3 separate regions of the Mus musculus genome follow, and regions 2 and 3 are each linked to region 1. Evidence: chromatin contacts called from ENCODE POLR2A ChIA-PET data. All regions are on one chromosome and are shown on one strand. The core of a region is the stretch at or near the end of the contact, and the rest is flanking DNA. Distances in the headings are between cores, read along the strand shown.

What was found. ChIA-PET counts read pairs that join two places held with the same protein, here RNA polymerase II (POLR2A).
Region 2: POLR2A ChIA-PET joins it to region 1 with 10 read pairs in embryonic stem cell. The contact joins the promoter of Hexim2 here to the enhancer-like site in region 1. POLR2A ChIA-PET finds 5 or more read pairs at or near these places in 4 of 5 experiments (Patski and embryonic stem cell).
Region 3: POLR2A ChIA-PET joins it to region 1 with 28 read pairs in embryonic stem cell. The contact joins the promoter of Hexim1 here to the enhancer-like site in region 1. POLR2A ChIA-PET finds 5 or more read pairs at or near these places in 4 of 5 experiments (Patski and embryonic stem cell).

What each region holds. Positions count from the first base shown.
Region 1 is chr11:103,038,682-103,043,069 of GRCm38, reverse strand. All of the region lies in intron 1 of Nmt1 (N-myristoyltransferase 1), which reads right to left. Among named protein-coding and RNA genes, the nearest start is that of Gm42090, 6.8 kb to the left of the region's middle. Within about 2 kb of position 1,733, at least 1 of the 3 ENCODE cell types and tissues checked has a DNase peak (open chromatin) inside an H3K27ac peak, as active enhancers do.
Region 2 is chr11:103,131,203-103,135,590 of GRCm38, reverse strand. Hexim2 (hexamethylene bis-acetamide inducible 2) reads right to left here and starts at 2,232. Exons shown (of 3, transcript NM_027658.2): 1 at 2,134-2,232; 2 at 1,450-1,556. The coding sequence starts at 1,512.
Region 3 is chr11:103,113,966-103,118,353 of GRCm38, reverse strand. Hexim1 (hexamethylene bis-acetamide inducible 1) reads right to left here and starts at 2,029. Exons shown (of 1, transcript NM_138753.2): 1 at 1-2,029. The coding sequence starts at 1,432. The coding sequence ends at 362.

The DNA of each region.
Region 1 (4,388 bases), core at 484-2,983:
ACCTTCCTTAATCAAGTCTGTTGGCTGCTTCAGAAGCAGACTAGAGAATCCAGCTCCCACAGGGGGCGTTTGGAGGACATGAGCAAGCACAGCTCCCTTCTCCACTCCCACCCCTCAGCTCCCCGGGGAGGAGACATGTGCAAGGCATGTCCTATTTATTTCAAAGGGCCTTTTCTGTTCTTGCATCCATCCATCCATCCATCCATCCATCCATCCATCCATCCATCCATCCATTTATTGAAACAGAGTCAGTCTCAAGCAACCAAGGCTGACCTCCAGCAATGACTTTGAACTCTGATCCTCCTGCTTCACCCGAAGATTGCTGAGATTACAGACGCTCTGCCCACCTGGTTTATGGGGCGCAAACCTATGGGGCTTCCTGCCTGCAAAGCAAGCATTCTACCACCTGGGCCACAATCCCAGTCCTTTCTTCTTTTTTCTAAGATAGGATTTCTGGCCTGGTACCTAGTATGTGTCTTGGGCCGGCCTCAAAATTATAGCAATCCTCCTGCCTCAGCCTTCTGGGAGCTGGATAATACCTTTTTTGGGAGGTGAGGGGGTATGGACTTATTTTAGAGCTTTAGCTGCACTGAAGACCACGGTATCTCTCAACACTGTGCTGGGACTACCACGTCCCCAGGGCCTTGGATCGAAAAGGACAGCCAAAAGACAGCAGCAGTCTTTTGGGAATCTTCTGTCCTCACTTCTCCAAGGGTACTACTTTTATTCAGATTGTCCAACTAGGCATAAAGCAGCAGAGAGTATGGAAGGAAAAGAGACCACGAGGAAGAAGAGGATAGCTTGACATTTCTGCAGCCCATGCCCAAAACGGTCACGAAAGTCAAGGGCCTGAATTACACATCAGGTAGCAAGCCTGAGCGGTCCCTGACGGCAAACCCAGAACTAGTAATCTCGGGGACATTCAAACACAACAGTCTCCCGCGGTTACTCCTGCCACAGACGGACGACACTTCTGTGTGCATGGAAGCAGGGAGGGATGGCCTTAGGCTGCTTTTCCCCCAGTAAGTCATGGCAAGACAGCTTCCCAGCCACGTTAAAATGTCCAAATGAGACCAGCGTGGGATCACGGCCTTGCTGTGAGAGCACGTGGGAGGCTGGGGTGGGGACAATGTAAAAGGGACATGGTGGTGTACATTTTTAATCTCAGCATGCAGGAGGCTGAGGTAAAAAGCAGGCAGGTCTCTGAGTTCAGTTCAAGGTTAGCCTTGTCTACATAGCAAGTCCCAGGCCAGCTAGGACTAACATTGCAAGACACTATCTTTAAATAAATAAATAAATAAATAAATAAATAAATAAATAAATAAAAGGCATGGTGGCTCCCGAGTCCCAGGCCAGTCCAGAAGAGTTCTAGGCTAGCCTGAGCTACAGTATAGGACACTGGTTTTTTTTTTTTATTTAATTTAATTTAATTTAATTTTTTATTTTATTTAAAAAAAAAGTAGCTCAGGGTTTCAAAGTCCTTTGTGGTTATCTGAGTATTAATGCCACCTTATAGCAATTGATCAAGTGCTATCTGTGGTAGTGAGTGTACATATATACAGAGAAAGTGATTTGTTATCACACACTTCCATTTCTTGGGCTGAGGCTGTAGCGCAGGGCAGAATGCTTCCCTGGTGTGTTCCAGGAAAAGAGGGTGGAGATGGATCTGGCAGACACATCCCACCAGCTCTTCAGCTCTATCTCCCCTTACTCCCCCAACATTTAGGGGACTGACTTCGGGATGCTGAAGGCAGGGAGCCATCGTAAGGCTGACAGTTCTCTATCTGAGATGAGCATATGGCTGTCGAGTCTGGACACAAATGCACCTAATGAGAGCTCTATTAATGAGACACAGACGGCACAACGCACAGTGGGGCTGGGGACATTCAGAGATGGAAAAGGCAAAGCTCTTAAGACCAGATGCTCGGATCCTCCAAGGCCACAGCGAAGACTAGGAGGCACAGTTACTCCTGAGTCAGAGACCTGCCTCGCAGTAACTCACCAACAAAGAGTCCCATGCAGAGCCCGTTACAACTCAGGTCTCAGCTCCGAGATATTTGTTTCAGTCTCAGAATTATGTGTAGCATTGAAAAGGTATATGAAATACAGTTATCGTGTGTCATTCATATCAGTTTATAGAACAAACCATCAGGGTCCTGGGTAGGAGTTACCATACTACTATTTTTTACTTAATTCTGTGGAAAAAGAATCAAAAGATAAGCCGGGTGTGGTGGTGCACCCCTTTAATCCCAGCACTCGGGAGGAAGAGACAGGCGGATTTCTGAGTTCGAGGCCAGCCTGGTCTACAGAGTGATTTCCAGGACAGCCAGGGCTATACAGAGAAACCCTGTCTCAAAAAACCAAAAAAAAAAAAAAAAAAAAAAAAGTAAAGAAATGATGCATCCAGGTGTGCTATCTCATCTTTGGGAAACAAATGCAGAATTACTGCCACAAGTTCAAGGCTGCCCTGGTCTACAGAGGGAGTCCTAGGCCAGCCAGGACTACACTACAAGACCATGTCTCAAAACCACGAATAAGGGGGCTAGAGAGATGGCTCAGTGGTTAAGAGCACCAACTGTTCTTCCAGAGGTTCTGAGTTCAAATCCCAGCAACCACATGGTGGCTCACAACCAACCTTAACAACAAGATCTGACACCCTCTTCTGGAGTGTTTGAAGACAGCTATGGTGTACTTACACATAATAAATAAATATATCTAAAAAAAATAAAACCCCACAAATGAACAGGTACAAAAAAACAACTCATGTTAGTTCCCAATGGGACATTAACAGGTATAAAAAGCAATGCATAGGCTGGAGAGATGGCTCAGTGGTTGCTCACAACCACCTGTAATGGGATCTGTTGCCTCTTCTGGTGTGTCTGAAGACAGAGGCAGTGTACTCATATAAATAAAATAAAATAAATAAAGCAATGCATGTTAGTTACCAATGGGACATTTACTAAACACGATTGTACACAGGAATATACTCTGTCTACAGAGGGAATTCCAAACTAGCCAGGACTAGACAATGAAACCATCAAAGAAAGTCGGCCAGCCTGTCTACCCTCCCGGGCCTCTTCAGAAGAGAGGCCACTCGCACTGTCACACCCTGGGCCTCATTTCTGTGGAAAGACCACAGACTGGATATACTCTTGTTCCGGTTTTGATAGTAGAGTTTGTTTTGTTTTGAGACAGTCGCTCTATGTAGGCCAGGCTGGCCAACAATTCAAAGAGATCCTCCCACCTCTACCTTCCAAGTGCTAGGACCGAAGACATGCACCGCCACATCTGGCTTTATGTTTTCATTTTATAATTCATTCTACTGAGGTACTAAGCCACAACTATGAGAACACACAGCGGCGTCATGATCTTACTGACAACATCCCCCAAAAGGGAGACAACTGAATCCGAAGAGACACCAAGGAGTCTAGTACTATTCAAGGCAATTATAATAACTTACTCATAAGCTACCAAGATCAGAGGCTTTGAGAATGCGCCTGCGAGCGGGTTGGAAACCCTCTACTACTTGGAAGGATAAGACAAGACTGCAGGAACCCAGGAGACTTAGGCCCAGGTCTTGGTTGAATACTCCAGGGCATGTCAGAACTTAGTAAACTAAATCAGAAATCTCTCATAAATACCAGCCAGAGACAGACCAGAAGCATACACTTACTACAGCAAACCAAAGTTTAGCTGGGTCCTTTTGGTCCAAAACACAAAGCAGAGAATGAGATGGAATCTGTCCTTGGGAGGCAGGAAGCATCCGCTACGGAAACTGAGATGGGTGCTCATGCAGAAAGGCCCAGTCTAGACCTGTTTAAAGGTTTATTTATTCTGTATGGAGAAGTGTCTTATCTGCATGTGTCTGTGCACCTATGTGCCTGGTGCCTATGGAGGTCAGAAGAGGGTGTCAGATTCCCTGGGACTGGAGTTATATGTAGTTTGAATCAACATGCAGGTGCTGGGAACCGAACCCAAGTCCTCTGCGGAGGAGCAAGTGCTGTTAACTCATGAGCTCTCCCGCCAGCCCACTAATCACACTGTAAAGCAAAACTGATCAACTTAAGTAAGGCTGGGTGCCTTACTTTATTCTTAGCACTTGGGAGGCAGAAGCAGGAAGATTCAGGATAGCTAGCTACATTACATACAGAGACCGTGTGTGTGTGTGTGTGTGTGTGTGTGTGTGTGTGTGTGTGTGTGTGTGATCAATAAGTAACCTAACAAGTATAGGATGAATTGGAAGAATGACAGATTCAGGGCAGAAGAAAAGCCATTGGGAAATGTCATCTTCAGAGCTGCTGAGATGGCTTAGCAAGGGAAAAGTCCCTGGCGTGCGAGCCTGGCAAACTGAATTCAACCGGAGATCCAGGTGACAGTGGGAGGGAGGA
Region 2 (4,388 bases), core at 983-3,482, 92 kb before region 1:
TTACTGGTGGTTTAAACAAACTAAGATGGCTCTGCTGCCCACCTACAGACACAACGTACAGGGATCTAAGGATAGCTTATTGTATGTTTCCGGTCATTTTCCTGTTCCCAGTCTTAGTTCCCTAGTGACTCCGGCCTAAAACCAAGCCAGCTCTGTCCCTCTGCTTATTCATTGTCTCCATTTTGAAGCTCTGACCCTCCACCACTATCACTATAAAAGATAAGTTCTGCTCTGTAACCTGCACGAGACATTCACCCTCTCTTGTAGCCTTACTTGACAAACGCCATAAGAAACCCAGACTAGGCTTAAATGGGTTAAAAGCCTCTCTGAGTTAAACACTGTCACACACACACACACACACACACACACACACAATGCCAGCACTCAGGAAGCAAAGGCAAGTATGTCTCTGAGTTACAGGCCAGCCTGGTCTACAAATCGAGTTTCACGGCAGCCAGGGCTGTTACACAGAGAAACGCTGTCAAAAAAACAAAAACAAAAACAAAACCCAGCAAACAACAATAACAGCAAAGGCCTGGGGTGTAGCTCCATGATAAAGCACTTTTCTAGCATTGGCAAGGCCCTGGGTTCAATTCCTAGCATTGTGAAATCAACAACAACAACAACAACAACAACAATAACAACAGAAACCAACTCTCTGATGTTTGGCTCTCTGCTATTTTGGAAGTGTGGTGATGGATAAGGGCCACCGAGAGCCAGCATGGGCTGGGACTCTGTGGGTTCCTGCTGTCAGCCCACATACTAAGTTGCCATTTACTGAGGACTTAGGCGCTTTCTCCCTCTCCTCTGAGGTTTTCCTGCCCTGCCTGTCAACCTGTACACCGAAATCTCTTGTCTTGACTCATTCTTGGTTCTCAGCCCGGAAAAAATAAATTTTTTTTTAAGTGCAAAATCTCTAACCAAGTTATTTGTCCTTGAGGTCACTTGTCATTGAGAGACAAGGTACTGTTATCAGAAGACCCTAAATGTAAGGTGGAATTTTGTTCCTCACAGGCTGCCTGATTCTGGAAAAGGTAGTGCAGCTCTCCAACCTCAGCTTCTGTCCACTGGAAATAACATCTACCTTGAAGGGCTTTTAGGAATTCATGAGCCATCATTGAATCACATTCTGGCCTACTTCCCAGAGCACAGTACAGACTCATTTAAAACACTGGCTTTCTAGCTGGGTGTGGTGGTGCAGGCTGTAATTTTAGCCCTTGGAAGGCTGAAGAAGAACGTTGTTGCAAGTTCGAGGCCAGCTGGGGATACACAGAAAGACACCCCCCCCCACCTCCCCCCTCAAGGTCTCAAACAAACGAAAATAAAATAAAATACTGGTTTTCTAAATCTACCAACCAACCAACAAGACAAAACAACAAAAGCCCTAGGATTTCAGCTATCTGACCCCACGTTTAGGGCTTTCAGGTGGCTGGGAGGGTGGGTACTTACCTTGGCCTCCTCCAGAGCAGCTGGTGACGCTGTGTTGCAGTTGGTATGGTTCACAGTGGCCATCTTCTCCTACTCTTGCAGCAGATGATGTCTTTAACTACTGTCACCTGCTTTGAACAACAACAGAAACCTAAGTCCTTAGGCAGAAGCTGGTTGGTCAGGAATTGTTTTGTCACAGCAGCAGCAGCCATTTTGTGGCCCCAGACCTGCATGGCCTTCACTTTCAAGTGAAGACTCGGAAGGCTGTTTCCATACTCTAGTCTTCACATTGCTAGCCAGCAAGGGACCAAGTGGGAGAGCAGAGGCCCTGGGCCTCTGCTCTCCTAATAAGTAAAGACAGGCTGGCAGTTAGGAGGGTAGGCCTGAGCTCTGTCACCCAGAAAGGACACTGCTTGGGGGATGCTGTGGAGAGGGTGGGTCTGTAGCTCCTGGAAGCCCCTATCTTGACCACCTTCAATCTCTCTAGGTTGGGACCTGGTCAGAGCCTATGGTTGAAGTCTTTTTGTCTACAGGGCCTGGACGGCTTCTCTCCTGTCTCAAGGAACGGGGAGCTAAAGGGAAGAAGTCTTCAAACTACATGCAGCTGACAGAAAGAAGAAGAAAAAAAATTCAATGGGAGTAAAAATGGAGTTCTTGGAGGAGGGAAAAGTCCTGGCAGGGAGATTTAACGAAGGTGGGACTGACCTATTTGCTGTCAAGGGCTTAGTGTACACCACTACCTCTGTGTGTCTTTCTGTGCGACCGCCTGTCCATGAGAGTCTCAACGCCTCTGCCCTATCTCTTGCTGCAGTAGCAGCAGCTCTGGCCAAGCCGCTAAAGCCCTAAGATGGGGGGGGGGGGAGGTGGAGGGGCGAAGAGGACAGCCTGGCAGCGCAATGGCTGCTGGGGGTTGTAGTTCTTCCACCCTAGGAAAGCTGCCCAGGATACTTTCAAGCTCCCATTACGTCAACAACCATGCCCAGGAACGCCAAAAAAAAAAAAAAAAAAAAAAAAAAAAAAAAAAAAAAAAAAAAAAACCTATTTGCCTTTGCGTGAACGTCCCGCGCTCACCGATCTCTTCTTTGATTGGGTCGCTTGTCTGCCAGTCTCCCGACTTTTGTCAACAACTAGCTGTGCGGAAGCACAACTGGACCCGCCCTGTCAGAGCTCAATTAAAGAGTTCATTGATGGCGTTAGGCTTTACCAGGGAGAAATAGAGATCCGGTCGCGGGGGCGGGGCTTGCGCGCGGAGGGATTCCCTAGCCTTGAGGAAGGCGACGAGCAGCTCGGGGGCCGCCGCCGCCGCCGCCATTTTGGGCTGGGAGGAGGCAGCGGAGGGACTCGCTGCGCAGTGAGAGCACCCCATGGGGGGTGGTCCGGGCGCGGGGAGAGGCCGGGCCGAGTGGGCTGCCTGAAGTGGCGGCGCCGGGAGACGGCGGGGAGTTGGGTCGGGGGCTGGGAAGGGTGAAGGTTGGCGTCTCCCCGGCCGAGCCCAGTCCTCAAACCGTCCCGGCAGCCTCTCCGCCTCGCCTTTGAGAGCGGCCTTTTGGGGTAATTACCGCGTATTTCCCGGGATCCCAGCAGAGGAGAGGCCAGTAAGACGGCTTCCCCTCTGCTGTGCTTCCACCGGGACGTGATCCTGAGGCCGAGGTCTGCCCAAGGCCTCTCGTCACCCCCATTCATCCCGGGTATGGCGGCCAGGCCCGGCGTAGCCGGACCCCCATCTGAAGGACGAGGTGGGCGCGACGCCAGTTGGAGACCCTGGCTCGCAGGGACGGGCCGAGGTTGCAACTCTGGCCGCATGCCCTGAGCAGTGCTAGTGAGCTGGAGGCTCCGAGGTTGCCCGGCCGGATTGCACCCGCCTCCCCACCCCCATACACCGTGTCCATCCCACTTCTCAGGGCTGCGAAAAGCAACAACCCTCTAACTTCTATAACAGCCACCAACTCCCCCTGGGACCAACTAGATCTGGGCACGTGGAAAGCTCGAGCTTAGCGCTTGGAAATTTCTGAGCTCTCTTGCCCTCAAGATTTCTCCCATCGAGCCCCGACTCTCCCAATGGCCTGACCTCGAACGTCAGCATCCGCTTTTGGAAACTCCTGAAGTGTGTCGCCCCACTTCAAAATTTCACGCCAAAGGGATGGGGTTATGCCCTTTGAAGGGTTGGGGGAAAGAAAATAATTTCAGTCACTACAGTCCAGTAATAGAAACGGAGTGGCCCATTTCGGGTACTTCAAAAACATCTGCTTGCATTTTGAAATCTGAGCCGTAACTTAGGGGCGAAGAGGCTGTGCTACAAGGGCAAAGGGAGTTAATTCCGATGTGATTTTTTTTTTTTTTTTTTTTGTAAGCCTACACCATGTCCCATTTAAAGTCTTGTTCCACAAACTAAAAAGAGTATTTTCTGTGCCACTGTCTCATTGTTACTGAAGCCATCTCTTCTGTAGATGCAGAAAGTACTTAAGTAGAAATGGCAGTTTTGATCTACTTTATGTGTTATATAGGATATAGGGGAGACCTCGAATAAACTTACAACCTAACATTATAGCACTGCCAGCATTTAAAAGGCTCTCTTACTGAACTTGTTTCTTAAAGATTTCCAGACTACACCTTCAAATGATAGCTTTGTAGTTGAGCTGTCAGTTAAAATTGTGCCCAGGTAAGGCTCTGAAGTAGGTGGTTAACTAGCCATTGATACCTGTGAGTACCTTGTAATGAATTTTACTGCTAGTTATAGATGGTCTTAACTCCTAGGCCCTTGCTTTAACAGTAGGACCCGGGAAAGTTTCTTCAGGGTTGAAGGACTGCCCCTTGTATTAATAAAAAAAACAAAGTCTTTCCAGCTGGATGTGGTGGATCTCTTAAATTTGAGGCCAGCCAGCTCTCCATAGAGAGTTTCAGGCCAGCCAGGGCTACTAGTGAAACTTGAATAGTCCTAAATGGGGTGAGAGCTTCCTAGC
Region 3 (4,388 bases), core at 780-3,279, 75 kb before region 1:
TTATAACTAGAATGAATGTAATGGGTCTCAGATTTGGCCACCTTATAGCTCCGCTTAAGGAGGGGATTTTTTTTTTAAAACAGAAAAATGCATTATAACTTGGTCAGATTACTTGCACATTAAGAAACAACATCTAAGGAGGAAAACATGAAAAGCAACCCTTCAGTTTCACATAATTAAAGAACAGGAGAAAGCACACAAGCAACATCATAGCTAAATTTACCAAACCAAAGCCGGGGCGATTTTCTCTTCTGATTATGTGTCATAAAAAGGTCCGCTGTCTTATATACACATGTATATAATGTTACATTCCAGCACTGTAAAAAGTCCCCTTTGCCCCCTCCCCCCAAAAGTTTTCAGTCTAGTCGCCGAACTTGGAAAGAGGCGCTCGCTCCTGCTGCCGGTGCAGTTCGTTCTCGGTCAGCAGCTGGAGGTTCTCAGCGCGCAGCCGGTCCAGCTCTAGCTCGAGCTCCCGCACTCGCGCGTCGACGCCTCCCAGCCGCTTGCTTTCCAGCCGCAGCCGGTTATTTTCGTCCTCCTTGCGGGAGAGGCACTTCTCCAGCTCCAGGTACTCTTTGATGAGCTCCTGCTTGCTCATGTTCTGCAGGCTCTCGGCGTGGTACCGCTCGTACGTCTCCGAGAAGTCCCGCTGCAGAAACTCGCTGCCGTCCCCTCCCATGCCATCGCTGCCTCCGTCTTCCTCACCAGCTTCTTCCACAAAATCCTCATCGCTGGTGTCGTCGGATTTGGCGGCTGCCCGCTTGGGGTAAAGGCCGGTTTTGAGATCAGGCTCCTCCTGATCGTGGTCATCCATGAGGAACTGCGTGGTGTTATAGGGCGCAACTGGCTGGCCCTTGGCGAACATCTCGGCTCGAACCCGCGAAGCTCGCAGGCTCTGCTTCTCGTCGAACTTTTTCTTCTCCTCCCAAGTCAGCTTGTAGTAGGGCTTCCAATGCCGCTTCTTCTTTGAGGGGCGTCTCCGATGTTTTTTCTTGCCCAGCTGTCTCTGTTGCTGTCCCCATGGCTCCTCGCCTCCGGCGGCAGGAGCCTCCTGCTTGGTGGCCTCCGAGTCATGACCTGGCTGCACGAGGGACTCTGACATCGGCTCTCCCTCCGCCGACGGGGAGGCACCGCCAGTGGATAAGTCCTCCCCATTCTGGCCCTTCTCGCCCTTCTCCAGGGAGCTCAATTCTGGACAGGCATTCGTCTGCAATGGGGGCAGCTGGTGCTTCAGGCCCCCTTCTCCCTCCTGCCCTGGACGGCTACCGGACTGCAAGGACGCTCTCGATTGCCACCTACTGTCCTCCTTGGGCACCCGTTCCTCCGCGCTTGGGGGGCGCTCAGAGGTATGCTCTTCATGGACAACAGCAGCACCTGTACAGTTGCTAGTTTGAGGCTGGTGTTGATGTTCTGTCAAGAGTGGCTCGGCCATGGCTTAGTAGAGTTCTCTTCTGGAAGTTTGAGAAATTCTGGCTTAAGGAAAGAGGTTTTTCTTTCTTTTCAAAATATGTCCAACAAAGTCCTCTTCGGTCAGTAATTTCTGCAGTGACGCCTTCCGTCCGTCCTGTCAGCAAACTCCAATCGCAACTTGGAGTCCAGTCAATAAAGGGTTAAGCGCACACAAGCGTGGCCAACTAGCAGGTCCGGGGGTTCAGCAGCAGGCACCGTATGCAAATATGCAGAGGGGTGGGCTTCACGCCTCCCCGCCGAGTGCTCCCACAGACGAGGAGTTGGTGCGCAAGGAGAGGAGGTTTAAGTCCAATGGGTTAAACCCAACCCGAAAGGGTTAAAACTACCCGATGACGCTGCCTCGGAGGGGCCGAATCCACAAAGGGTTAAATCCCCTGCCGCAGAGCCCACAAGGGGTTAAAGTCCCAGAGCCGCCACCTCCCACTTCCACGGGTGTCGCTCCAACCCGAGCTCCCAGTTCCTCAGGCCGGGCCGGAGCCTTAGCCGAGGACAGACAAACTCATCTCCCCTCTGGCTCGATGCTCCGCTCAGTTCTCCTCCGCCTCCTCCTCTTTTCCTCCCTCCCTCCCTCCCCCTTCAGACAGCTCTTCTTCCGCCTCCTCCTCCGGCTTCCCCTCCCAACCTGACTTTCCACCTGCCAACTTCCAACTGCTGTCTCCAAGCCCTCGGCGCCTCTTATATATAGAAGCTTGTAAGCCCCGCCCATGCGCATGCGTAACGGAGTCCAGGTGTGGGGCAGCCGGGAGTCGTAGTTCCCTTCTTTCGGGCCCGCCGTCCTCGCGCGCCGTGCAACGTAGCCAATCATAGAATGCGTAGGGGGCGTCTCCCAGGCCGCCTTCTTCCATCGCTTAGCTCTCGCTGAAGAAACGTGAGCAGTCATTGGGCAAGAGTTATTCGTCTCTCCGAGGAAGGAAGACCAATTACAGAGGAGATGGGGCGGGTTCTGGACCATACCATTGTGCTTCAGGAATACAAGAAGATTCCATGACCTTTGGGAGCTTATACAGAATATTTTTATTAAAAGGTGCGTTTGAAAATCTACTGTCATATTCTGTTCTCAGCGGAAAGGTTCTGATGGCCATAAACCGTTTTCAACTTATGCAAAAATGGTCTGTCCCTAAAAAGTAGTCCCTAAAGTGTAAAAGAGGATTAAATTCTATAAAGAGAGCTGTTAGTCGTGATTACTGACATTGGATTCTTAAAATTACAATAATGTCTCTGAGGTAGGTGATGGGTTTCTTGGAGAGAGATAAGCGGAAGGATATTTTGGACAACTATTTATTAAAAAGACGAAAAGCGCATGAAGAAGTAAACAAATGAATTAAGAAGTGCCGCCTTAAAGGGACAGTGTGGTGGCCTGCCGAGCATCAGCTTCAGACTAGGCCTCAGGAACTGAGAGGGCGGGTTCGAGTCCTGAGTGACGTCGGTCCTCAGGCTATCCTGGAGGCCCTTAGGTGAGAGCAGCCACCCAGGCCAAGAGCTATCTCCGCACCAGAGGTGAAAGCAAAGTGGTCCTCCGCGGCCGAGCTCTCCGCCTGAGCCCGGATGGGAAGCGCGTGGTGAGGAGGAAGGACTCGCCCCGAACCTCGGCTTCTGCCGAAGAAAATGGCCTCCCGGGGTCGACTTGGCCTCTTCGCTTCCGATACCGCAAACCTTTCCCTAGCCAGGATACTCTGGAGAGATTGGGCCAATTGATGCGAAGTCTGTGTTGGGGAGGAACCCAAAAATCTATGCGTTCCCGAAAAAAGGGGGTGTCATCCACAGAGATGAGGTGTGTGTGTGTGTTGGGGGGAAGGCTTCGAGAAGGAAAGCTGAAGGCCTTCCCTGAAATGGGTGTGCTTGACCCAGGGCCGTAGGGTACATTGGGGGTGAAGTGGGGGTTCTACTCCCCCTTAAAAGGGATTCACATTCTTTTCCCCTACTAGAAGGACCCGAAAAACTCCCTTTAATCCCCTTGGCGTAATTGCCACTTCTCCCTTTGCCTGAGTACCCAGTGAGCCATTCTTCTTTTTCCTTACATTCCAGCCATAATGGAGTGAGATTCTACACATGAAACTATTTGACCAGCGCAGCCATGTGAGCGAGGTAGGGCAGGAGTTAGCCGCCATTTTAGCTATAGGAAAGCTCTGCGCCTTGGAGAAATCAAGTGACTTATCCAAGGTCACCTGACAACGAAGAGGCAGTTGTAACTAGAGCGGGTCTTCCTTGCGTCATCTAATACGGTTTTTCTGTCAAAAACACAAAAGCCAAGACCTGGAAAGCCAGCTCAGCAGTTAGTGAACGGGCTGCTCTTCAGAGGGCCTGAGATTGGCTCCCTGGGACTCACACGATGGCTCACAAATGTCTATAGCTGCAGATCCAGAGGAGCTGATATCCTCCATTGACAGCAGGCACATATGCTGTACACACATGCAGGAAAGAAAAAAAAAATCAGATATGTAAAAAAAAAAAATTAAAAACAAGACACAAAATCCTTTCTCCCACACTCCCTCAGTAAGTTTTTATTTCCAGTAAAAGCTTCAGCTCATTGCAAACTATTACAAATTGGCAGTCATTTGTTAGGACAAAAAAGATAAAAAGTTTTGGAGCTTCAAGTTGCCAGGACTGCACAATGAAGCCCGGCCACAGTGAGCCAAATGGCAATAAAGAAAATCCATGCAGCAACTTGCAATCAGACTGCTTGGGACTTGGAAATCTGTGTATTACGGAGCAATTGACTTGGAAGGAGCAGGAAGCACAATTTTGTTTTTGAGGCAAGGCCTCAGGATATAATATAGTCTTGCCTGAAATGCAGATCCTCCTGCCTCAGCACCACGGTAATAATTAGGTGCACATCACCTCCCAGGTTAAAAGTGTTTCATAAGTAAAAGGGTTTATGAACTTCAGAGTGCTGGGTGGGGCCGCAATCTAGTGTGAGA